5 separate regions of the Homo sapiens genome follow, and regions 1, 2, 4 and 5 are each linked to region 3. Evidence: chromatin contacts called from ENCODE Hi-C or POLR2A ChIA-PET data. All regions are on one chromosome and are shown on one strand. Each heading gives the region's core, a stretch centred on a gene start or an enhancer-like site at or near the end of the contact. The rest is flanking DNA. Distances are from core to core; before and after follow the strand shown. Region 1 overlaps CDKAL1 (CDKAL1 threonylcarbamoyladenosine tRNA methylthiotransferase). Region 2 overlaps CDKAL1 (CDKAL1 threonylcarbamoyladenosine tRNA methylthiotransferase). Region 3 overlaps CASC15 (cancer susceptibility 15). Region 4 holds the start of E2F3 (E2F transcription factor 3). Region 5 holds the start of MBOAT1 (membrane bound glycerophospholipid O-acyltransferase 1).

Evidence for each region. A loop is a pair of places that touch in the nucleus more often than their neighbours do. ChIA-PET counts read pairs that join two places held with the same protein, here RNA polymerase II (POLR2A). Pooled maps may share reads with other maps.
Region 1: a loop to region 3 is called in a pooled map, with 4 times the contacts of the local background. The contact joins two enhancer-like sites. A Hi-C loop is called at or near these places in 5 of 37 single-sample maps with no recorded cell type and 3 of 50 pooled maps.
Region 2: a loop to region 3 is called in a map with no recorded cell type, with 10 times the contacts of the local background. The contact joins two enhancer-like sites. A Hi-C loop is called at or near these places in 4 of 37 single-sample maps with no recorded cell type and 3 of 50 pooled maps.
Region 4: a loop to region 3 is called in a pooled map, with 5 times the contacts of the local background. The contact joins the promoter of E2F3 here to the enhancer-like site in region 3. A Hi-C loop is called at or near these places in 4 of 37 single-sample maps with no recorded cell type and 4 of 50 pooled maps.
Region 5: a loop to region 3 is called in a pooled map, with 5 times the contacts of the local background. The contact joins the promoter of MBOAT1 here to the enhancer-like site in region 3. A Hi-C loop is called at or near these places in 4 of 37 single-sample maps with no recorded cell type and 7 of 50 pooled maps. POLR2A ChIA-PET finds 5 or more read pairs at or near these places in 1 of 52 experiments (activated T-cell).

Annotation. Positions count from the first base shown.
Region 1 is chr6:20,563,626-20,568,377 of GRCh38, forward strand. All of the region lies in intron 4 of CDKAL1 (CDKAL1 threonylcarbamoyladenosine tRNA methylthiotransferase), which reads left to right. Among named protein-coding and RNA genes, the nearest start is that of CDKAL1, 32 kb to the left of the region's middle. Within about 2 kb of position 1,291, at least 4 of the 41 ENCODE cell types and tissues checked have a DNase peak (open chromatin) inside an H3K27ac peak, as active enhancers do.
Region 2 is chr6:20,875,175-20,880,142 of GRCh38, forward strand. The region is part of intron 9 of CDKAL1 (CDKAL1 threonylcarbamoyladenosine tRNA methylthiotransferase); the gene reads left to right. Among named protein-coding and RNA genes, the nearest start is that of CDKAL1, 340 kb to the left of the region's middle. RefSeq lists enhancers at 1,907-3,106, 2,450-2,679. Within about 2 kb of position 2,322, at least 17 of the 41 ENCODE cell types and tissues checked have a DNase peak (open chromatin) inside an H3K27ac peak, as active enhancers do.
Region 3 is chr6:22,060,442-22,065,024 of GRCh38, forward strand. All of the region lies in intron 8 of CASC15 (cancer susceptibility 15), which reads left to right. Among named protein-coding and RNA genes, the nearest start is that of NBAT1, 84 kb to the right of the region's middle. Within about 2 kb of position 2,695, at least 3 of the 41 ENCODE cell types and tissues checked have a DNase peak (open chromatin) inside an H3K27ac peak, as active enhancers do.
Region 4 is chr6:20,399,935-20,404,755 of GRCh38, forward strand. It overlaps E2F3 (E2F transcription factor 3), which reads left to right and starts at 1,945. Exons shown (of 7, transcript NM_001949.5): 1 at 1,945-2,691. The coding sequence starts at 2,299. LOC124901482 reads right to left here and starts at 2,838. Exons shown (of 3, transcript XM_047419652.1): 1 at 2,491-2,838; 2 at 2,335-2,446; 3 at 807-2,228. The coding sequence starts at 2,838. The coding sequence ends at 1,621. RefSeq lists silencers at 1,520-1,759, 2,610-3,079, 3,280-3,899 and an enhancer at 1,858-2,382.
Region 5 is chr6:20,210,995-20,215,604 of GRCh38, forward strand. It overlaps MBOAT1 (membrane bound glycerophospholipid O-acyltransferase 1), which reads right to left and starts at 1,475. Exons shown (of 13, transcript NM_001080480.3): 1 at 1,142-1,475. The coding sequence starts at 1,240. RefSeq lists a silencer at 1,281-1,820 and an enhancer at 2,003-2,503.

The DNA of each region.
Region 1 (4,752 bases), core at 41-2,540, 1.5 Mb before region 3:
CATGAGCCACCACACCTAGCCAACGAGGGCTTTTTTTTTTTCTCATTAACATAGAGATATGAAGAATACTATATTGGATTAAAAGTTTTTGCATTTGTGAAGTGTAAGCAGCTGTGTGAATGTAGTCAATGTGTATTCTTCATTTAATAAACATAAGTATCTTTTCCTTTCCAAATTATACAAAAAATACTAAAAGCAATCAAACGATTTTTACAGAATCTTAACTAATATAAAAATTTGTTCATTGCTTATAATACAGAATAATTATATAACTTGGCTCATTATCTAAGCTTAATGAATTAATGTTGGAATGTAAAAACGAGCAATTTTAAGCCAGCGATGGCTCAATCATTTTTAACTGAGGGATTTTGGGATCAATTACTAAAATGTTCTGAGCCTCAGTGTCTTTAAAATGTAATGATGCTCTATTAATCTCATGAAATTGAAGTGAAAACAAATGTGAGGTAATATGTTTTTGGAAATATTTATAAGTTTAAAAATAGCCTGCTTGGTACTTGTGCCTGTAATGCTAGCTACTCAGGAGGCTGAGACAGGTGAATTACCTGAGGCCAGGAATTTGAGTCTGTCCTGTGCAACATAGCAAGACCCCATCTCCAAAAAAGCTAATATATTTATAAAGCTTAAATGTTATAAAATGATAAACTGATGGTTTTTGAATTCTTTGCTCTACTCACCTTTCATCTGTTAAAGATGTTTTTGTACAATTTAGCTCAGTTCCTAAATATACCAAAAGATGGCACTGTTTACCTATGTTTAATATTTTAATTTGCATTTTTTGATGAAAAAGTGTGTTGAATGTTTTATCTACAAATGTTTTAAATTGAGGTTATTTTTTTACATTTAATTTTCTGTTTTGTAAATGGATCTTTAATTCATGTAAAGTTTACTAGGACCAGGTTTCATTTTTATTTTGAAATGGTTTGGAAATTCAGATATTTAACAATCATTTTGTAGATATAAACTCCTGTGTGATCCATTGTAATTAATGATAAAACCTTGTATTAATGTGACAGCTAATGTTTCATGGAAAACCTAGTTGCTTTTGTATAACAAAAACCATTAAATTTTTTAAGCCTCTGAAAACAGTCCAGTGATTAAAACATGACAGCCACAAATAAATTATTTATGTGGCTTTTAGGTCACACTGCCCAGGTTTATTCATTTTAGAAAGTTATTTTATCTTAAAAGTACCTTTGAAAATGTAGCAAAACCTTTCATTGCTTGAATTTCCTACTCACAGTTGTGTGATGAGAGGAGAATCTAGGTCCAGGTCCTGCGAAGAGCTTCTCTGGGTGAGAAATGCAAAAATTAGATAATATGAATTTGACTTGAAGTGAGGGTTATTTATATAGCAGGATGTGGTGAATACACTTCCCATACAGTTAGACGGAAACCTCCTGATTGTTCATTTATACAGCCTATTACATCCAATGTAGTTTATGACCTAGAAAGAGAATACAAGTAGGATATTTTTTTATCCCATCAAAGCTATCTATATATATATATATTTTTAAATGAACAGCATTTGTCAGTGATTTTTACAGGGGTGAAAAAGCACAAGACAGTTCCATTACTATTATAAAATGTTTTACTTTTGTTGTGGGGGTAAGTTTAGAAGTCCAAGATATAATAATTTCAGATGTGCTTCTACTGTTTCCTTTACTTAAAAGTAGGGACTATTTTGAGGCAATATAATTTGTATGTTTCAGTTTTTATTTCTCTCTGAAAATCACTTTTTAGGGTACCATGCCTTGGAAAGAAAGTTTACATTTTTTTCCGTTAAAAACCCATCCTCCTAACTCTGAAATGACTGTCTCAGTTACTAAATGTATATAGCTTGGGGGAAGTGAAGGCACAGTTGGCAGTTAGAGGTTTGTTTTTATGTTCATGGGAGTATATGTGCTTATATTTAAATGTTCACTCTTCTAGCAGGGTTTGTTGATGTTAGTAATATGCTACATATGCGATTTGTCTGAATTGTTTAAAAATGCATAATTACAGGAGGATTTGATTATTCAGCAACAGTTCCAGTAGCTAAAGACTATCATATAGATATTTTCTTCCAGTATTTGACAGTGGTTCTGTGAGCTATGAGTAGCATAAAAAATAAAAAGAAGATACTGTGACTCTTTAATACCCTAGAGGCCGTAGTCTTAGGATATTCTTACTGTAGAGATGAAAAAACAGGGCTTCATTAACAAACTGAACTGCTATTTCACCTCTTTTAGTAGATGTGTAATTCTGTGGGTTTGGTAAATAACAAAGGCTTTTTTCCTAAATGATTTAATGCTTTCAGATTTTTGTGGGAAAATTAGAAAAAGCAAAAATGCACTCAGTGATTTTTTTTTTAAACCCCTTTGTTTCTGGACAAATGGACAAAGATAGTTAAGTGTCCCAAAAATGGTTTTAACAGGCTTCCCTCTCCAACCCCATACATACCCTGGCTGTCCATAATTCCAATTTTGGGTAGGTAGTAAAATGTGATATTAGACTACGAGTATTTTCCCTCCAAATAATACTTGTGATTAAAAGAAATGCAATCAAATAGCATTATATATTCGTTATGAAAGAAAGATCTGTCATGCAGATTTTGCCTGGTTCCTTTAGATGCCTTGTAATAATGTGCTAATTTATGCTGATGATCTTGCCTCATGACCCTTCTGTGTGGCCTAGATATGTTAATATGTTATAGCTTTTTAATTTCGATCCTCTGTGTTGGTTGAATATGCTTGTTAGTCCATAGTGCCACTCACTAGTCTGTGTCAAGAACTGAAAAAGAACAAGAAAAATGTATCTCAGAATCAATTTCTTTAAGCATGTATCAGTAATGGAGGAAATTATAAAATATACATAATTTTAATAGGACTTTATGTCTGAACATTCATTGAAAATAGTAAGCACTCTAAGTACTGTAAGCTTTTAATTAGGAAAGAGAGTTGGGTCATTGGTTTTATTAAGCAAGGGCTTATTAACATCTTTTGATTTTTTTTCTTGATTTTTGTTTAATATCAGTGAGAAAATATTACAAGAATGAAAACTAGACATCACTGGCAGTTTTTACTTTATTGCATCCATTTTTCTGTTCCCTAAACCTTGAGGGTTATGCATCTAAAGATTCCCATGGTAGGAAAATACTGTATGTGGTTCATAAATTCATGACCTTAAGGTAGCAGAGACCAAGGCCTAAAATAGATGGGAGAACTCAACTGTTTAAAAAAATTTGTTAAAATAAAAATTCCATAGAAGGAAAACAATTTATGTACCTTAAATATAATTCATCTTTATTATCTTTCCTCATCTACAGAAGCTTCTCCTTATTACTTATTTGTGTTCTTTCTACAGAGAATATACTAGGAGGGGTATTTTTCCTTATTTTTAGCTCTTGATCTGAAAGTGTAATGTTCTTTTCGCTTTGTCTTGAAATTGTTGCCTCCCCATTTTTGGGTCTCATCTGGATCTGAAAGACATTGACTGACTCAAATATCCGAAAAACTTGGTAACTTTCAAATTGGTATACGTGGCATAATTAAGAATATGTTGGTGCAAAAGTAATCGTGGTCTTTGCCATTGAAAGTAATGGCAAAGACCACGATTACTTTTGCACCAGCCTGTATTTCACAAACGTCTCTGTGCCTGTGATTACTTCTCTCTAAAATGGTTTATGGAGTAGTTGTTATGATTAATAAATGGTTGATAAATACTAGCTATTATGGTATTAAGCATTAATAAGGAAAATTCACTATTACATGTAAATGTTTTGAGTCCCTGAAATTAACTGGCAACTTAATGAAATTTGATTTAAGCACACATTTAGTCCATTTCAATCTATTTAAACGTGTTTCTCTCTTGCACATCTTTTTCTGATGGAGAGCGTGAGTTAGGAAATGAGCCAAAATAGGATATATAATGGATAGCCTCTTTTGGTAGCCAGTCAGACAGAATGGGGTGATGTCTTCATAGAAGGAATATGGAATTAGGAGTTGGAAGATTTGGGGTCTTGCTCCAAAGATCACTTTGATTGTTGGTGAACTTATTTATCTAGTCTCAGCTTTTTAATTAATTAATTAATTAATTATTTTAATTTAGAGACGAGGTTTTACTTTGTGGCCCAGGCTGGAGTGCAGTGGCATGATCATAGCTCACTGCTACTTTGAATTCCCAGGCTCAAGAGATCCTCCTGCCTCAGCCTCCTGAGTAGCTGGGACTACAGGTGTGCACCACCATGCCCAGCAAATTTTTTTTTTTTTGAGACGGAGTCTCCCTCTGTCGCCCAGGCTGGAGTGCAGTGGCGCGATCTCGGCTCACTGCAAGCTCCTCCTCCCGGGTTCACGCCATTCTCTCACCTCAGCCTCCTAAGTAGCTGGGACCACAGGCGCCTGCCACCACGCCCGGCTAATTTTTTTGTACTTTTAGTAGAGACGGGGGTTTCACCGTGGTGGCCAGGATGGTCTCCGTCTCCTGACCTCGTGATCCGCCTGCCTCTGCCTCCCAAAGCGCTGGGATTACAGGCGTGAGCCACCGTGCCCAGCACCCAGCTAATTTTTAAATTTTTTGTAGAGACGGAGTCTTGCCATTTTGCCCAGGCTCTCCTCCAACTCCTGGCCTCAAGGGATCCTCCCACTTCAGCCTCCTAAAGTGTTGGGATTCCAGGCGTAAGCCACTGTGCCTGGCCTATTCTTAGCTTTTAAATTCTCGTCTATGAAATAACGCATTTGACTGTTCCAAAAGTGT
Region 2 (4,968 bases), core at 1,072-3,571, 1.2 Mb before region 3:
TGTAGTCCCAGCTACTCGGGAGGCTGAGGCAGGAGAATGGCGTGAACCCGGGAAGCGGAGCTTGCAGTGAGCCGAGATTGCGCCACTGCAGTCCGCAGTCCGGCCTGGGCGACAGAGCGAGACTCCGTCTCAAAAAAAAAAAAAAAAAAAAAAAAAAGTCTAGCCCTTTTGATAAGTAGGTGGCAAGACATGCTTCCAAGTAAGCACTGAGCATTTGAAGAGATGGTTACATATGACTTGATCATTCTGTATCTTTGTAGACCTTTGAATTGATAAAAGAAAAAAAATAGTGCTTCCCACTCTTATAAAATGTTTCAGTATGTACAGTTATAATATTTCATGTTCACCATTGTCTCTGAGATGTGGGGAGGGGGGTTGGAAGATTGATTCCAGGAGAGGGCAGCAGCGCTGTAAGCATTTAATTTGGGTATATCCTTTCTCTGTTCCCTTGGCTTTTAAAAATTAAGTAATAATGTGTTCTCTGTCTCTATTACCTTCACTAATGAAAAAAAATAGGGTCTGTAAAGCTATTTAATAATCTTACAATTTATTAATTTATTAGTTTCACATTACTAAACATGGCAATTGTGGAAAATACAAAGCTACTGAAAATTATCCTCATATATAATAGATCTATTTGAAACATTTTGGTATGATTTAGACCCAGTTTTGTCCTGACTCTGTGTGTGATTTGTATAATAAGAAATTGAAAAAAAGGCTTACTAGCTTAAATAGCTTTAAAAATATAAACTGTGGGAACATAGGACTAATTGGGCTTGTTGAAAGAATTTTTAACAGATAAACATTAATTTTTATTAAGCACAGACCGAATTGAAAAAGGCTAAACTTACATGTTAAAATAATTTGGCAATCTAACTGCAGATTCAAAATTTCTGAAAATGTAAATAAATTAAAATGTAGGCAGTGTTTTACCATCTGTAATGAATTAGCATTCCATTTTTACCAGCTGCTGCTGGGGTTTTTGAAGCTGACTCAGGATCTGAGCACCCTGGTGGGTTTCTGCTGATAAATATAAGAACCTGTAGTTTAAAACTGGCAGAGCTGGACTGGGGATTAGAAAAGTCACTGCAACTTTAAGCAGCAGATTCTTTCACTTGGGGCAGGATGTAAGGGTGTACTTTCTCTAAAGATGCCGTCAGTACAAATGCGGAGGATAGATTACTACTGCTTGCTGCTAACATGACAGGACATTCAGGGTGCCACTACTGTTGAGTGTGGAGTCAGCCTTGGAGGAAAAAATCCCCAAAACCTTCTTTGGCAATTGTCTCTTATGTAGTGGACATATTTTAGGCAAAATGACAGCATTTGTGCATTGATGGGATTAATGCTTCATTCTAAGGATTAAATTCGTTAATATTTTTTCTTTGTGTACTTTTTTATTCCTAAAACTTTTATTTTGAGCATGCAGGAGACAGGGATTTCTTGGAAAGAATATGAATTTTGAAGTCAGGCAGACCTAGATATGAATGCAAATTCTGTTGCTTCTTAGCCACTTGTAACAGGCAGGCGTAGAATTCAGTGTGTAATCATTAAACATTTTGTTTTCTTTCCTCACATTGGTGAGGATAGTTTTCTTTTGAGTATTTGCTTTAGTGCCTTTAATTAATGAAAAACAACTAGTTAAAAGGTTGGCTAATTCCTTTATGATATACACACACACACGTACACACAGAGCTACCTATCTCCTCTCTTACTTTTTATTGTCAGTCTTTTTATTACAAATTAGTCTTCTACATATTATAAATTTAAATGCTAACTAGAACCAGCTAAAAAGTCAATACACTTGTTCAATCAACACTTTTATTTAACACATAGTATGTGCTGTGTATTGGAAGGTCTGGTGATGATGGTTCCAATTCTGGCCTTCTGAAGCTTATATTCTAAATGGAGGATGCTGTAGACTGCTGTGAATACGGTGGAATCAATAAGCATTTACATTGTGATGGGAAAGACTTTTGTGGTTAGGGAAGCATTCCTGCAGGCAGTGTTGTAAAATGTGGAGCACTTTACAAAAAATATGTTCATAATAGCAATTACGACTGAGGGATATGAAAACACCTCAACTGTTAAATAAGCATGGTGATTCTGACCTGGACAGATTTGTGAACGTCATCTACAAGTCTTTGCCATCTAATATCTGATGAGATTTAGGGATTTTTAGCCTAATATCTTGAAAGTATCCTTGGAGTTTTCAGATCCTCACTTTGTCCAAACTTGCTGTCCTGTTCCTGTTTTCACAGAAACTTCAGGTGTCCTCACAGGCTGACTAGGACCAAGGTATACCTATCTGACCATTATGCGGGCCAGTCTGAGGTCACTGCCCTGGGGCTGAGACCTGTGTCACTGATTTACTAGTGACTCACTGTGTATTACCGCAGCTGGCCCTTGACTCTGCTTCCTCAGCTGTAGTTCAGTATGAACTCAGAAAACTTGTTTGTGACCCGAAATTAGTTCTGTGTTCATTTCTTACTCTTACTCATGCACACATGACTCATGACTTAGTCCTTGTTTTAAACTTGTGCATTAGGGTAGCTCTGAATTATGTCCTCCTTCTCCTAGAAGCAGAACCTCTTATCCTGTTTTGACTTGGCCCTTGACTGCTTAAAATGTCTGTAGTTGGCTTTGTATGGTTATAATCCTAGCCCCTTAGGCTGGGAATTTTGGCCATCTGTGGTCTCTATTTCTAGCCTTAGCCCTAACCACCCCACTTCCTGCTGCTCCTGTCAAATGCACTTACTTATACTTTTCCGTATGTGTCTCAAGCTTTCCTACAAAGATGATGGGTCTTTGCTGACCCTATTTCTTTCGTTCAGGATGAGCTCAAAATTACCACATTAGTTTTGAAACTTGCTCTAATTTCTCCTACCAGGAGGAATTTCTTCCTTCTTGGCAATACTGTGGTATTTAATGGTATTTTACTGTTTTGCACTTTGTATTATACTTATTTGTGTTATGTCTTGTCGCCCCTACTAGACTGTAAGATGATTTTATCTGTATACCATTAAGTGTCTCATACATACAGATTCTCAGTAAAATTTTGCTGGTGGAATGGAGTGGAGACCCAGGCTTTAGATAGTAACTGGGAACAACAAGATCGAATTTCTTATCTGTTCGTACCTAATAAGCTCCTCTCTCCCCTCGCCCATAGGCTTTGCTTACCTGTCACAGAACCTACCCTGCCTTTTTTCCTACATGCGGTATTATTGTCCTGAACTCCTTCAAGTGTTAAGTAAATCAGTAAATCTTTAAAGCCAACCTTAGCGGCCAGGTGCAGTGGCTCACGCCTGTAATCCCAGCACTTTGAGGGGCGGAGGCCGGCGGATCACTTGAGATCAGGAGTTCAAGACCAGCCTGGCCAACATGGTGAAACCCCGTGTCTACCAAAAACATAAAAAATTAGCCGGGTGTGGTGATGCATGCCTGTAATCCCAGCTATTCAGGAGGCTGAGGCGCTTGAACTCGGGGAGTGGGCGGAGGTTGCAGTGAGCTGAGATCATGCCACTGCACTCCAGCCTGGGTGACAGAGCAAGACTCTGTCTCATAAATAAATAAATAGCTAACCATAGCAACTCTATCAGATTTTAAAGAAATATCCCCCTTCGGCAGGGCATGGTGGCTCACGCCTGTAATCCCAGCACTTTGCGAGGCCAACGTGGGCGGATCACCTGAGGTCAGGGGTTCAAGACCAGCCTGGCCAACATGGTGAAACCCTCTCTATACTAAAAATACAAAAATTAGTCAGGCATGGTGGCGGGCGCCTGTAATCCCAGCTACTCGGGAGGCTGAGGCAGGAGAATCACTTGAACCTGAGAGGCAGAGGTTGCAGTGAGCCGAGATCGCACCATTGCACTCCAGCCTGGGTGACAGAGCAAGATTCTATCTCATTAAAAAAAAAAGAAAAAAATAATAAATAAATAAAAGAAGTATTCCCCATTGGTGATTGTACCAAAAGGATATAGAAATACCTGCCTAGTCCCTAGGACTGATGTACAGGTGGACTCTTTGCATTTCTGTAGAGAACCCACAAAACCTCTAGTACCAGTGACAAAGTCAGGCTGCCCCAAAGGGGCAAAGCCACTTTGGTAGAGTGAGGAAGAGGCAGTAAGAGTCTCTAGTTAGTTTTGAAGTCTTGGTCTTCCCTGGTCAGGAGGAGTAGAGTACACCTGCTGGTTTCAGCACTGCTCTCAGATGGTTAAAAAACCACTCTCAATATATAATATCTCCCGCCTGTTATGTAATAGTCACTTCAACAGTTTTTATGTTGTTTAACTTTTCAATACAACCTTTTTGGATTATCATTATTTCCACTTTTATAGATGAAGAACTAGAGATTCAAAGATTCATTCAGGAAGCAAATATGTGTTGTATCCTGGGGTCAGGCTGACTGTTGTCTCTGCCTGCTAGTCTGGAATTTAAACCTTGTTCTCCTTTGTCACTTGATATTGGCAATTTCTTTCCTGTCCTTGCTGGATTTCCTGCATTTCTCACTTGTGCTCTCCTCTGACTTTTCTGACCTCTTTGGTTCTAAAAATTATCCCTGATTCCCACACTTCTGGTTCCTATTCTGTGTGGTGACCCCTGCTGTTTGCTGCCCACACCTCGGAGTGATGCTGAGTGAGGGAATCCAATCTCCCAAACAGGAAGCTTACCAAGTTTTGAAAGCAGAGCCTTTTCTTGCAGTCAATTAAAGGTTCACTCTGACTGTCCATTTTTAAACTATGGTATGAATTTTGTCTGTCATTTTCTTGCCCTTGTCTTCCTGTGAGAAGACTGTGTTTTATTTATCAAGATAGTAGTTTTAATTCTCTTAGAGGTTGGGGCTTTAATAATTGAGTGATTTAAAAACTTTTTATGAACAAATTCTGTGTCTTCCATATCACACCTAGAGAAGCAGTGAGGGACATATTTTACTCTTTAGAATTATATAAGTAATTTCCTCATGCATCA
Region 3 (4,583 bases), core at 1,445-3,944:
GCTGTGTATCATAGGTGAGTTGATACCAACCCTTTAGTGTCCCATTGACCATGTTACAAAATTTAATAAACACTTGTGTTACTCAGAACAAAGGAGGAAACTTGTGCCTTGTCTTCCCATATTTTGGGCTTTGTTCTACAATATAAAATATATAGTTTTTCTACGGAAAAAAATCCAATAGAAACTGATTTCTTAAAGGTAGCACAATTTGAAGAGAGAAAAATCTTATAGTTTAGTTCATATTAGGTGGACTCTTCGTTTCCTTTTGACCGGGTCAAGGCTTTGTATTTTTGCATCTATACTTCTGAAGTTTCTGCCCCGCACCCCATCCCAATCACATTCAAAATCAGGCTGACAGTAATCCTGTACGTGGAACATGTGCTGAATCCTCATGGAAGGAAAGGTAAAGAAATGAAAGCCCTGTAGAAATTAATATATTTCCTTAGAGGTGGGCATGGAATGTAGCTTTTGTTAGGCTTACAATGCTGCGTTGAAGGTTTGTCAGCATTTTGTGCACACAGATTCTTTAAAACTTTTAAGGATTTTTTCCCTACATTATTGCATTCAGTTGGCATCATTTCTTTCTCTAATGTGTGACCTTTGACATCTATCAGAAAGTTTCAGTACATCTTTGGATGCCACACCAGCTGGGGGCAGGGACTACCCCGTTATTATAGTCATGGTTCAGAAATACAGGTTCTTCCCCCTATTTTTATACTTCCTGCATAGATGGGTTTCCTTTAGATGTGGATATTTCTCTTAAATGCATACTCTTGTCTCAAAATGGTGAAGGATACCAGTGTAGTAGTTTCTTCTTCTACTTCTGACAGTTACTGGGAAACTTGTGTCTTTCAATAAAATGCTTTCTAGAAGAAGGCAAGGTGGCTAGAAAATGTTAAGGCAGCTCAGGGACCAGTGGGAGAAAATAGATGTTAAAGGTAAAAAGTGACTTGTGATTAGTTCAGTTACGGAGTCCAAAAATCCAACCAGGTTTGTAGGTAACCAGTTACGTTTCAAATGTGATCTTAAGCCCACCCCGAGTGAGTGAACCTCAACATGAGAGTAGAAGACTCTGGAAGGGAAGATGTGAGAAGATAAAATACTGTTTTCAGAGCCCTAGGTTTTTGTTTGTTTGTTTGTTTGTTTGTTTGACATTTTTATGAGTGGAGGAATAGGACTACCTCTGGAACCTAAAATTGGGCTGAAATCCAGGTCCAGTTCTAGGTGATTGCTCAGGGTCCCTTCCCATTCCTTCCTCCATCTGCTCCTGCCCACTTGAGTGAAGGAGGTGAATAATAAAAGAGGAAAGAATGTGGATGAAAAGGAGAAGATGCAGAGAATGAAGATTCTCTGTCCTTTGTAAACCTTTTGTCCTAATCACCAAAAGTATTGTGGCATGTGTAAGTCTGAGAAAATATTTAGGTGAATCCCTTGAAATTGTCAGTATTTCAAGGGTTAAAAAAAGACAGTTTCACATAGTTCAAATGAAAGCAACAATTAGGTTTTTGCTAGAACTTCTCTGGGTCCACCAATGGGATGTATGGAGTGGTTTTAAAAAACCACACAAGGCTGGGCGCGGTGGCTCACGCCTGTAATCCCAGCACTTTAGGAGGCTGAGGCAGGCAGATCACCTGAGGTCAGGAGTTTGAGACCAGCCTGGCCAATGTGGGGAAACCCTGTCCCTACTAAAAATACAAAAATTAGCTGGGTGTGGTGGCACACACCTGTGATCCCAGCTACTCGGGAGGTTAAGGCGGGAGAATCGCTTGAACCCAGGAGGTGGACTTTGCAGTGAGCTGAGATGGTGCCACTGCCCTCCAGCCTGGGCAACAGAGTGAGGCTCTGTCTCAAAAATGAATAAATAAATAAAAATTTTAAAAACCACACAAGTTTTGGCATCCAACTGGATTTTTTTCCTTTTGCATATGCTTTTCTAACATATGCAGATATTTTCTTTGATTTTTCTTATAATCAGGCTTTCTTACTTTTTCTAAAATTGTAGTTATTGCCTCGAATCTCATAGCAGAGGAGTAGAGGCAACAAAAAGGAGAGCCAAGTGTGGGAGCAATTGAAGACCGTGGAGTTTTTTCAGATCATTCGCCTGGGAACTTGCATGGCAGTTGTGGGGTTCCAAAGATCCAAAATCAGGTGTTGTAACTTAGCTGACTTGAATATTTACTTTGAAAATAAGAAATGAATGTTAAAAAGTTGAAAAGTTATACACATGGGCACAATTTATTGAAACCTTTTCTTAGGGTAGATTGAACCTTGTTGAAAGTTGTGAAATTTGCTCAAATAGTCATTTTTTCTCTTTTTTTCTAGGTCTGAATGATTTCATGAATATTGTGGTAGTTTGGGCAAAGAACAAATTTGCTTAGTCAAGAAACATTAAAAGCCTCTACGAAGGCCTAGAGGTGGTGAAATCAGTGGTCCTCTGGTGGGCATGGTGTGTGTGTGTGTGCGCGCACACGCGTGTGACTCATCTGGGGTTGGCTCAGAGTGAAAGAGACAGATGCTTCCTTCGCCTGCTTGTTTCCTGGTTTTCAAAGCCCCTATTTCATTGTTGTTTTATTTTAAGGTTCGATGCCTTCTCCATCCGTCAGTGAGGGTGTGGAGAGCCTGCAGGCGTGTGCCTCCCTCTGTAACTTGCTATTCCTTGTGTAATGTCAAGTGGAAGTGTGAAGCACCACAAACTGCTCTGAGCAGAGCCCACTTCCCTTCACCCACGGAGAGCGTGAAGCAGTTACACCAACATCAATCAAGGAAAACCCACAGGCTGAGCTCACACGGTTGAAGCAGGTGCGTGAGCGAGCGTTCTGTGACAGGCACACGTGATTGAGGTGTACCTCGGCGTCTTGCCCACAGATGTCGGTTGCGATGACTGTGTGGGGCTGTGCCCATTCCCTGCAGAGCCGAGCCTGTCATGCTTGTGGGACACAGTGGGTGCAGCTCTTGGCAGCTCAGTGGGGTGAGCAGGTCAGGTAGTTCTGAAGTAGGCTTCTTTGCTGTTTACTCACTTGTTTAATGGTGAGGAGAAGAATCCAGGAGAAATAGTGTTTTATTTTCTTTCAGTGGTGTTTTGCAGTGAGAACACCCCTGGGATTACTCCTTTAAAACAGTAAACAAGAGGCCGGGTGTGGTGGCTCAGGTCTATAATACCAGCTCTTTGAGAGGCCGAAGCAGGAAGATTGTTTGAGCCCAGGAGTTCAAGATCAGCCTGGGCAACATCTCTAAAAGACACCATCTCTAAAAGAATTTTTTATTTTTTAATTTGCCTTGTGTGGTGGTGTCCCCTTGTTCTCCCAGCTACTTGGAGGCAGAGGTGGAAGGATCCCTTAAGCCTGGGAGGTCGAAACTGCAGTGAGCCATGGTTGCGCCACTGCACTCCAGCCTGGGCAACAGAGCGAGACCCTGTCTCAGAAATAAATAAATAAATGAAATAAAATAGTAAACAAGAAAACATTAGTATTAATTGATTTGCTAAGCCTAAGGGGGAAAATGTAAGGTCTTGAATCTCTGTATGTATGCATATGTGTGTATACATATCTATCAATATCTATCAAATGTGTATGTATGGAGTGGTTTTAAAAAACCACACAAGGCTGGGCGTGGTGGCTCACGCCTGTAATCCCAGCACTTTAGGAGGCTGAGGCAGGCGGATCACCTGAGGTCAGGAGTTTGAGACCAGCCTGGCCAATGTGGGGAAACTCTGTCCCTACTAAAAATACAAAAATTAGCTGGGTGTGGTGGCACACGCCTGTAATCCCAGCTACTCGGGAGGCTAAGGCAGGAGAATCGCTTGAACCCAGGAGGTGGAGTTTGCATATGTAGAGTAGACGTTTGTGTACACACATATATGTATATGTAAATATGTGTGTGCATGCATCAACACAGGCACCAATTTAAAGCAAAACTCAAGTGGGCCATGAGATAAAGAGAGAATGTCAATATCTAGACATTTAAAAATATCTGCTGACAAGGTGAAGGGGCTAGTAAAAAAATGCATATCTCATCCTAAGTCGAACCATCTTGATATGTATTGAGCTTTAGAAAATTTTCACAAAAGTTTTGAGCAATCTTAATTTTAAAAATACAGAGGCAGTTAATACTAAGACTTCAATATATATTGTGCTTTGTAAAAAGTGGCCAGTCTCTCAAGGCTGCTAATACCTGCTATTGGTTATGAGTATCTACTTTGAGCTGACACTTCAAAATGTTATACATATTATTTGCATTTACATATGTGAAACAATCACCCTTTCTTTAAGCAATGTAAAGTAAAACAAGACATATTTTTAAACTACTAAACTGACTCAGTTGGAGAATAATGATAAAAACCAGTATTACTATGGGTAAGGAAAAAAACCTGCCATTTTGGGGGAAATTTTTTGTATACTCTCTAAAGGTGATTTCACGATATGTAAAATCAAAAGCCACAAAATATTCTTACAGTTTCAGCAGTTCAGCTTCTAGGCAAATTTTTTCTCAGACTGTGATCAAATGTGTAAAAAATTTAGCTATAAGAATGCTTGATCGCAAACTTATTTATTTTTGATACATTTTGCTAGAAATGTCTAAATAAT
Region 4 (4,821 bases), core at 695-3,194, 1.7 Mb before region 3:
GTATATTACACTTCTAGCTCATGCCCTTTGAGTACCACTTAATCTGCCCTAAAGATAGTGTCACTTCTGGCCAGGCGCGGTGGCTCATGCCTGTAATCCCAGCACTTTGGGAGGCCAAGGGAGGCGGATCTCCTAGGGTCAGGAGTTCAAGACCAGCCTGGCCAACATGATGAAACCCTGTCTCTACTAAAAATACAAAAATTAGCTGGGCGTGGTGGCACGTACCTGTAGTCCCAGCTACTCAGGAAGCTGAGGCAGAAGAATTGCTTGAACCCAGGAGGCAGAGGTTGCAGTGAGCTGAGATCGTGCCATGGCACTCCAGCCTGGGCAACAACAGCAAGACTCTGTCTCAAAAAATAAAGATAGTGTCACCTCTACCAGTGTCGACAAATGTTTAGGGCTATGGATCCTCAACTAGCCTGAATGCAAGACTAAAATATTCCTGAGCCTGGTGCAAGGTTTAATGGAACTTTTAACTCATCTGTTTCAGAAAAGGTAACAAGGCTAAAATATTAAGGAGTCCTAGCCTGATCTGACACATCTTGTCAGGTGTTTCATAGCACTCTGAGTAAGAGTTTTGGGAAATTAATAATAGTAATAAAAATCTTGTGAAAGGGCTCAAGGTGTTGCAATCCTCATCACCTATGAGCACCAATTCTGCAGCTGTTTTGCACGTAACTATAAATTATGATCTAGTCTCTACATACATAACTTCCCCCACATTCCTGCAGGGGTCTCTTTTCCTGCTCAATCTCAGGAGCAAGCTTTAATTTTAAGACCCATGAATACTTGAACAAATTCAGGAGTCAGTTTGACACATCATTTTATATTTTTCTGATGACAATTTCTAGTTTACTTTTTAAAAAAAGACACTATTTTAAAAATACTTTGGGATAGGTTTGAGTCGTTGTGTTTGCTTCCAGTCAGAGAACTTCCTACAAAACTGAAGATATAAAGTGCTGATGCCTGGGCGTGCCTGCGTTCGTTGGGGGCACGACGTCATCGTGGGAAGCGTGTACTTTTTCGGATTACTGCTTGGCGGATTAGAAACCCGTAGATCAGTTCTAGGTTAGCCCTGATTAACTGCCCTGGGTGTTTCTGGGCCAGAGGGAATGTCTGCTGGATTCAAACCAATATCCGTTGTAAGACAAAAGAGTTAATTTGTACTTTACCCCTATCCAGGCTAATAATGAAGGTACCGGGAATGATCTGGAATGTTAACTGGTGCCCGCAATCGCGTCTGCTGAACCTTCTGCCCCCACGATTCTGTCTGCCCACATGCTTCTGTCTATCAGCCCCGGCCTCGGGATCAGCTCTCGCCGCGTCATTGGTTGGATTTCAGGAAGGGAGAAGCCCACGATTTAAAGGGCTCCTTTTGCACCTGCCAGACATCGTCCGCATGGTCCAACTTGCCTTTGGCACGTATCTGGAAAAATCTCCTGCGCTGTTCGTTTATTGCACTGACTGGTCAAAGGAAAGAGTGTTCCCTTAGTCACCTTGACAATTTCCAAAAGCGAAACTTGGGCTCTAGACTAGATCTACACTGAGTCTGCGGGGCGCGGAGTCCCTGCCCAGGTCAGTAGCGCCGGCCCGGCGGGCGGGCGGGGACAGGGGCGGAGCCTAGGCCAGGCGTGGTCTTCCGTGGGAGAGAAGGAAATTCTTTGCCCCACCCCCTAAAAACTGCTCTTCTGCCAGCCAATCAAGGAGGCCTATGCAAATAGGGTCCCTGTCGCCCCGGTAACCATGATGCACGGCAGCCAATGGAAACCAGCAAGTCGCGGCCCTGCTCCATGATTGGGACTGAAGTAAGGAGGTAGCGGCCCAATGGGCTGTGGGAACGGTCCTCGGCGGGTTGAGGGGCGGGGATATGCAAATATGGTTTGAAAAGCCGGCGGGAAATCCGAGTTTCGCGGGAGGACCTTGGCGCGTAAACCGTATCCCTTCATTCATTGTCAGCAGCAGCTTCCTGGAGCCATTTTTCAGCTGCCGGCCGCAGCACCCGGGCTGCCGCCGCCGCCTCGCAATCCGTTGCATCGGCCGCCCCCGACGCCTCCATCCCCGCTTGGGGCCCGATATCCGTGCGGCCGGGACCCTCCTCTCTCCAGAGCCCCGATTATTTTTGGCCCCCGGGGCCTGTGCGGTGCGGAAAAATAAAAAGAAAAGAGAGAGAGGGGGCTCGGAAGCGCCGGGCGGGGAGGAGAGAAGGAGGAGAGACTTGGAAACTCCGACTGCAAATAATAAAGAAATTGAAAACAATACATTAATATACCATAACACTAAAAAGAGCAGGAGCGAGAGATGAGAAAGGGAATCCAGCCCGCTCTGGAGCAGTACCTGGTGACCGCCGGGGGTGGGGAGGGGGCGGCTGTCGTCGCCGCCGCCGCTGCAGCCTCCATGGACAAAAGGGCACTGCTAGCCAGCCCCGGCTTCGCCGCCGCCGCCGCCGCTGCCGCCGCCCCGGGCGCGTACATCCAGATCCTCACCACGAACACTTCCACCACCTCCTGTTCCTCCTCCCTCCAAAGCGGCGCCGTAGCCGCCGGCCCCCTCCTCCCCAGTGCCCCCGGCGCGGAGCAGACCGCCGGCAGCCTCCTCTACACCACGCCGCACGGACCCTCCAGCAGAGCCGGGCTGCTGCAGCAGCCACCAGCGCTGGGACGCGGCGGCAGCGGCGGCGGCGGCGGCCCTCCGGTAATACCCTCCCTCCCCACCGTCCCCAGCCCCGGCGGGAGGTGGGCTCGCACCGCGCGGGGTCGTGGGCGCGCTGCGGGCCGCTCGGGGAGAGCACTGGGCCGAGCATCGTGGGCCTCGGGGGCTGCCCCTCCAACGAGGGTTCATTGTTAGACCTGAGTGCTCTTCCCGGCGCCAGGAGGGTCGGGGGGCTCGGCCAGGCGCGCGGGGCGGCGGGGATTGCCTTGGCGCGAACCACATCAAACACTCCAAAACTTTTCGCGGCCCCCCCTTCTTTTCCTGCACTTTTCCCTACCCCCACTCTCCCTTCCCCTCCAACTCGAAGCTTCCTCTTTCTCGGGCGTAGGAAGGGGTCACGCCCCGGATGGAGAAGGGGGTGGGGGAGGGAGTAGTGAACTGGGGTGTGGGGGGCTCTGAGGGGTTGAAACCGGGGGACTGTTGGGGTGCTAGCCCCCAGTCGGCCTTGGAGGCTCGTTGGCGGCCGGGGGTCCCTGCGGCGTGCTCGGAGCGCAGGGGATCGGCGGGGCTGCGCTTGACACATTTTAGGATCTGTAACTCCCGGCAACAAAGGGGCTGGGGGAGGTGGAGGGGAGTCGGGCGTGGGGGAGGTGGGGCTGGAAGCCGGGTGCGGACTGGGGCGTGGGCTGTCTGGGGTGAGGGGCTCGCGGGCTGGCGCTCTGGCCTGGGCGCATCCTGGCAGTGGCAGCGGCGGCGCCCGCGTGGCCCAAGCGCCCAGGCCTTCCTCGCCGGGCCCCGGGCCTGCCCTTGACCCGCCTCTCCCCTTGCCCCTTCCTTCCCCGCCCTGTCCCCCTCTCCGCCCCCCGGCGACGGAGGGCGGGGGCAGCTGGGTTCCCGTCCCGCCGCCTGGGTCTGTCCCTCTCTCCGGGACCCGCCGGTGACGTTTCGCACACGTGCGCGCAGGACGCGCCTGTGACTGGGGAGGAGGCGGCGGCGGGAGGGGGCGCTGGAGGGGGAGAGGGGGGCACCCACTTCCTCCTGCTCGCCGGCTCCCTGGCCTGGGACGGTCCCGGCGCCCTCGCACCCGCCCCCGGCACCGCCACCCTCCCTCTCCTCTCCCCACCCCCCCACCGGCGCCCGCCCTCGCCCTGCGCCGCCGGTCTGTTCGGCCCTCCGGGCCCCCTCTCCAGCCGGCCCCCCACCTCCCCCCGGAGCCAGGCTGGTTTCGGAAATGCCCTTACAGCAGCAGGTTAGTGACCGGGACGGCTCGGGGGCCGCCGACGCCGCGGGGGCACCGGATTCTGTTGGGGGCTGAAGCGGTGAGGGTAGGCGGTTGAGCGGGGTTTTGGAGTGGGAACGGGGGGTTGGGTGCTCGAGGGAAATGAGTAAGCAAGAAAAATCTAACTAAGTAAATGCCCCGGCCTCCGGTTCTAGGAACCTCGGGGCGGGAGTGTCTGCCCCAGGGGGTGGGTATGGTGTTTACGTGGATTTTTTTTCTAGGGGGCGGATGGATGGGCGATAGAAAACCGGAGGGGGCTTCTCGCCAATGGCCGAGTTGAGCTCTGTTTTCTGTCTTCCTTCCCTTGTGCTGGAGGGGGAGGGGGGTGGGTCAGAGGGTAGGGTGTCTGTAGGATTCCCAGGCCACCCGCCACCCCCTCCCTTTGTCCCTGTAATTTATAAAGCGCCTTTGAGAGATGATTTAGGTCAGTATGCGGCTTCTCTTTTTGTTGGTACTAGAAAGAAGTGTGGCCCGGAGGTCTCCCCTTTCTCCTTTTCTCTCCTTCATTCCCTTCCTCCATGCCTCCGGGTCTTCACCCTCGTGGTGAGGCTTGGCCTCCACGGGGCTAGAACCGAACCAGACTCAGTTAGATCCATGGTAGCCTGATTATACCAGGCGTGGACCTCACCTTGTCTCAGCTCCAAATGGGTTTAATTTTTGGAGAATCAAGATTTTGCGGGAGTCTTTAAGAAAGTCAGCACATAGGCAGCACTTTGGGAAATGGGATGGGTTTGGGAATAATGAGGCGTTTTTTATTTCTTTCCTGTTCCCAGTTTCTCCCCGGGTTCGGTCTTAACTGCTTTCCAGCCCCAGAGATACTTGCTGGGCATGTGTGATGTAGTCTTAGTCAAAGAAGCTCATCGTTTTTTAGTGACTAGGGTCTGCCAGCAGGG
Region 5 (4,610 bases), core at 225-2,724, 1.9 Mb before region 3:
CACAAATGCTTTGGCACCGAAACCCTTCCCAAGTTTCTGACTTTCTGTATTCTGCAACTGATGAGAACGCAATGGTCACATCAGGTGGAGTTCTCAGTCAGGTCCTCAGAGTGAGCCAGGTATGAGGGTGGCTCAGTAAACAGGACCCGAATAAGGCAAATGTCCAGGTCTCACTTTCTCATTGCTGAAGGGGTGTGCGCAAAGGGCAGCAGGTGTGCTCTTGTTAAAAGGAAAGGAAAAGGAGCACTGGTGAGAGGAAGGGGAAGAAAACCAGGCAAAAAAGCATGAAACAAAACAGGAGCGCAGTGGGTCCTCCCCCAGCATGCCCTGCCCAATTCTATTTAAATCAACATTTACTGATTGGGTCACTACTAAGTATCCCGCAGATCTAGCCTGCAGCACCTGAAGAGACAAGGAAATGAGTAAGACGGGCTTCATCTTCAGGAAGGTTTCTTGCCAGGAATCACTGTTGTTGCCATTTTTAATTTTAATGGTTGTAGATAATTCCTGGACAGTTCAAATAACTTCACTGGGGCCCCTCTCCTCCCCCTAACCTGTCCTACTCAGAAGCTCCAGCCCCAGGCATATGAGCCAACCGAACCCTGGGAAAACCAAAGTGTCCTTGTGTGTCCCGCATCACACACGGTACAAAATAACTGTCACCCCTGAACAAGCCTCGCCTCAGAAGTCTAAAACCCAGGTCCTGCATTCAAAATCTATAGACTACCGTCTACAGATTCATCGCGCTTGTTTTTTAAGTAGGGTCATCTAAATTAAAAACAATAACGACTTGAGGACACTGATGAAAGAAACACTGGTTTCATGTATCAGACTACTTCAGAACTTGATTACAGGAAACGAGGCAATCCCAAACTTAAAGAAAAAAAAGTTCAGTAGAACTTGCCGCGCAGGCTGTACCAATATTTTTTCACACTTACAAGGAGAAAAACACTAACACCAACTCAAGAAGGGAAAACACACACACACACACACACACACACACACACACAAAAACCAACTGTCTAGTGTGTGGCTGTAAAATACGCCATGGAGGCGGAGGGACGGTGGCTAACACTTTCGCCCGCCCCGTGCACGCGATCGCTGGGGAGCTGGGGTCGCTGCGCTCCCGGCCTGCAGTTACCTGGTCCAGCGGGATGCCCAGGAGCTCGCTGAGCGGGTGCAGGTAGGTGGAGCCCGTGGTGCGGTAGGAAAGGCTGGACGGCTGCGGCTCTGCTGCCATCCTGCATCTTCGGGAGGTGGCTGCCCCTGTCCCAGCCCGCAACACCCCCTGCTCGGCGTCCTCCCGCCCGGGTGCTCTTGGGTGGTTGCCCCGAGAGGCGCACGGCCGCCTGGTTCGCGGGGGAGCGAACGGGAGGCCGGGGAATGCGAACCGGCGCAAACTCTCGAGGCGCAAACTCTCGAGGCGCAAACTTGGCTTTGGCGCTGGCGCTGCAGCCACGGGCGCCGTAGGAGGGCCGGGCCCAAGGCGCCCCGCTTCCCGCTCCCTTCCTCTCCGCGCCCATTGGCCCGGCCGCTCGGGACGGCCCCGAGAGGAGGGAAGGAGGGAGGAAAAGTGGGGACTCCGAGCCCGGCCCCCAAGCGCCGCCCGGCCCGCCCAGCCTGGCCTGCACCGAGGCCGACCGGGAGAGGGAAAGCGACGCCAGCGGGCGCCGCCGCCTGGCCCTGCAGCTGGAGGCGGGACGCGCCTTTCCTCCTCCCGGGCTGACCGTCCTAGCCCCCCGCCAGACAAAACGACCTCACCCAGCGGGCGCCTTCCACTAGAGAGCACCACCCACCCCGCCCCACCCTGTTTTGGTTTCGCCGCCGCAGTCGAAGCGGCTGAGTGGCTGCGTTTCCCTTTCAAGCCGTAGAGGGTTCCTCTGCCGGTGGCTGGAAGCTGGAGCGCCGCAGCCACCAGACTCCCTACTTCCTTTACCCTCCTCTGCGCTAGGCATAGTTTCCTACACCCTGATCTGACATGTTCGGTGTCACACAAGCAAATACAGGGGACTGCTAGCTTCGGGTCACTTCCGTCTCTGTGGAGTGAGAGTTATTTCACCTCTGTAAGAAACGGTGTTTACTGTCATACTATGTGCATTCTGATAAGTCATTTGCATGCCACGGGTCCTCAAAAAGGGTGCCTTGCTCCTTAACTTGTCTGCCCCCGAACACCCACACATCAATGTTACTTGGAAAACTTTTCCAAGTTATTGCTAGGTTCTGAGAAACATAAAAATCTTGAAGATCCTTTTCAGGAATCGCTAGCTGATGAAAAAGGGTTTCAGGAAGGTAATATTCTGGGCTGCTGGGTAGAAAACCAAAGAAAGTGAGCTCACGTGGCCCCCAGCCTCCGCTGGGTAAACCGGCATTCGATCAGACAGGCAATGACTTTCGGGGCCGACTTTATCAATGTGGCCTCCAGCTTCAAATTAAACCGAAGGCCTGTCAGGCACTGGCAACAACTTACTCTCCAAGACTCAGGCCTCACTCTTGCCTTCTTCAGGAGTTTTATCACCATCAAACTGCACTGAGCATTAAATTGCCAGGCCAGAGTTTCTCAACCTATGTCCCCTGTGGAGGAGGAAAAAAAAAAGTCTGTACCACCACTCCCACAAGCTAACCGAATGGAGATGTCACCACCAGATGATAATCTCTACCACTCACAAGCAAACCCACACTACAGACAGACAGACACATGCACACACGCACACAGGCATATACTTGAGGATCACTAGGCTAGATAGGTTCATTTAATATCATAGAGTCCTGGAAAATGACCAGCATTGGAGCAACATTCATCTTATCTGGAGCTAGATGACAGCTGAAGTGAGGTATATGAGAGCAGACGGAGCTTTGTTTAAAAGGAAAAAAAAATCAACACTCAGATATGAGTTGCTGGAAAACAGAAGTAGGTCAGTTTGGGAAGTATTTCTGGAGCAAGTGCCTCAGACCCTTTATAATTTTCACAAAGCTATGCCTTTTAGACTTCAAAGAATAGTCCTCACATAGGCCATATATATATATGTGTGTGTGTGTGCGTGTGTATATATATTTATTATAAATATATTAATTTATATAATCATATATAAATATATTTATATATGTAAAGTTTTATATGTACATATATTAGCCTTACACAGGTTTATATATACATATATTACACAGTTTTTATATATATATATAACACAGGTTTGATATATACATATGTATATATGTATATGTAAAATATATACATGTATTAGCCTTACACAGGTTTTTTTCTCCCTAACAAAACACAGTTCATAACCTAGTCTAAATTTTTCTTTTAAAAATGGCCGGGTGCGGTGGCTTATGCCTGTAATCCCAGCATTTTGGGAGGCCGAGGCGGGCAGATCACCTGAGGTCAGGAGTTCGAGACCAGCCTGGCCAACATGGTGAAACCCCATCTCTACCAAAAAACAAAAATTAGCCAGGTGTGGTGGCAGGCACCTGTAATCCCAGCTACTTGGGAAGCTGAGGCAGGAGAATCGCCTGAACCCAGGGGACGGAGGTTTCAGTGAGCAGAGATCACGCCACTGGACTCCAGTCTGGCTAACAGAGCAAGACTCCATCAAAAAAAAAAATAAAAATAAAAATGTAGTAACTATGGTTAGAGCTTATAAACAAAATGTCACAGAACTTAATAGTTCTTTTCTCTTGATACTGTAGTACAATTAATGCAAAAAAAAATACTACTGTTGGATAACTCAGAACCAAGAGAGTAGCTCTGTTACACTACAGATGAATGAAACACACTTTGAAGAAGTTGTTTATATGAGTCCAAGATGTATAACAGCGGCACCATGGACACATTGCTCTTTTCCTTCATCAGTATCTCTATTTCCATCCTCTGTCAACTGTAGGTTCACAATAATTATTATCATATGTTAGAAATCACTTTACAAAAGCTGTTTCATTTACCAGTGCTAATAATCCTGTGGTAGTTATAAGAATCTATTTTATAGATGTGAAACCTGGGGTTAAGGGAGCTTAAGTGACTTGGTTGTATTTAGGGAGGTTAAGTAAAATGTGTCTGTCTGATTCCAGAGCCTGGGCTCTTTATTCATTATGCATTGCCTCCTCTAAAACATAGTATTTTTCTCTTTATCAAGAGGCCAGCCCACACACCTGATACAACCTTGTCATTTTTGTAGACGAGACATTACATTTACCATTCAAAATGAGGTGGTAGGGGTGATGCCACAGACACGCTGTCTCTCCTGTTTTCTATTTGCAGTAGAGTGAGGCTTGATATCAAGGTCAGTTTTATGAATCTTCCCTATGGAACCATGCTCAGAATGTGACATTATCCAGGAGATCCACTGCACATCCTGAAGACAGGTCAAAAAATTAAAGCCAGGCACAAAAAAACCTGAAAAAGATTCTAGCATATTGGGAAGGGCTGCATGTTACCATGGACTAATAAAAACTCTACAAACTGCTGTAGAGTCACTAGGCTTTGGCAGAGTGCCTAAGGAGTTCCTAAAGAAGTGAAGTATTCTGATTTTAAGTAGATAAACTCCATGCCATTCTATCATGGATATTCAGAGGCACTTTCCATTCTTCCTACTTCACATACCAAATCAAATCAA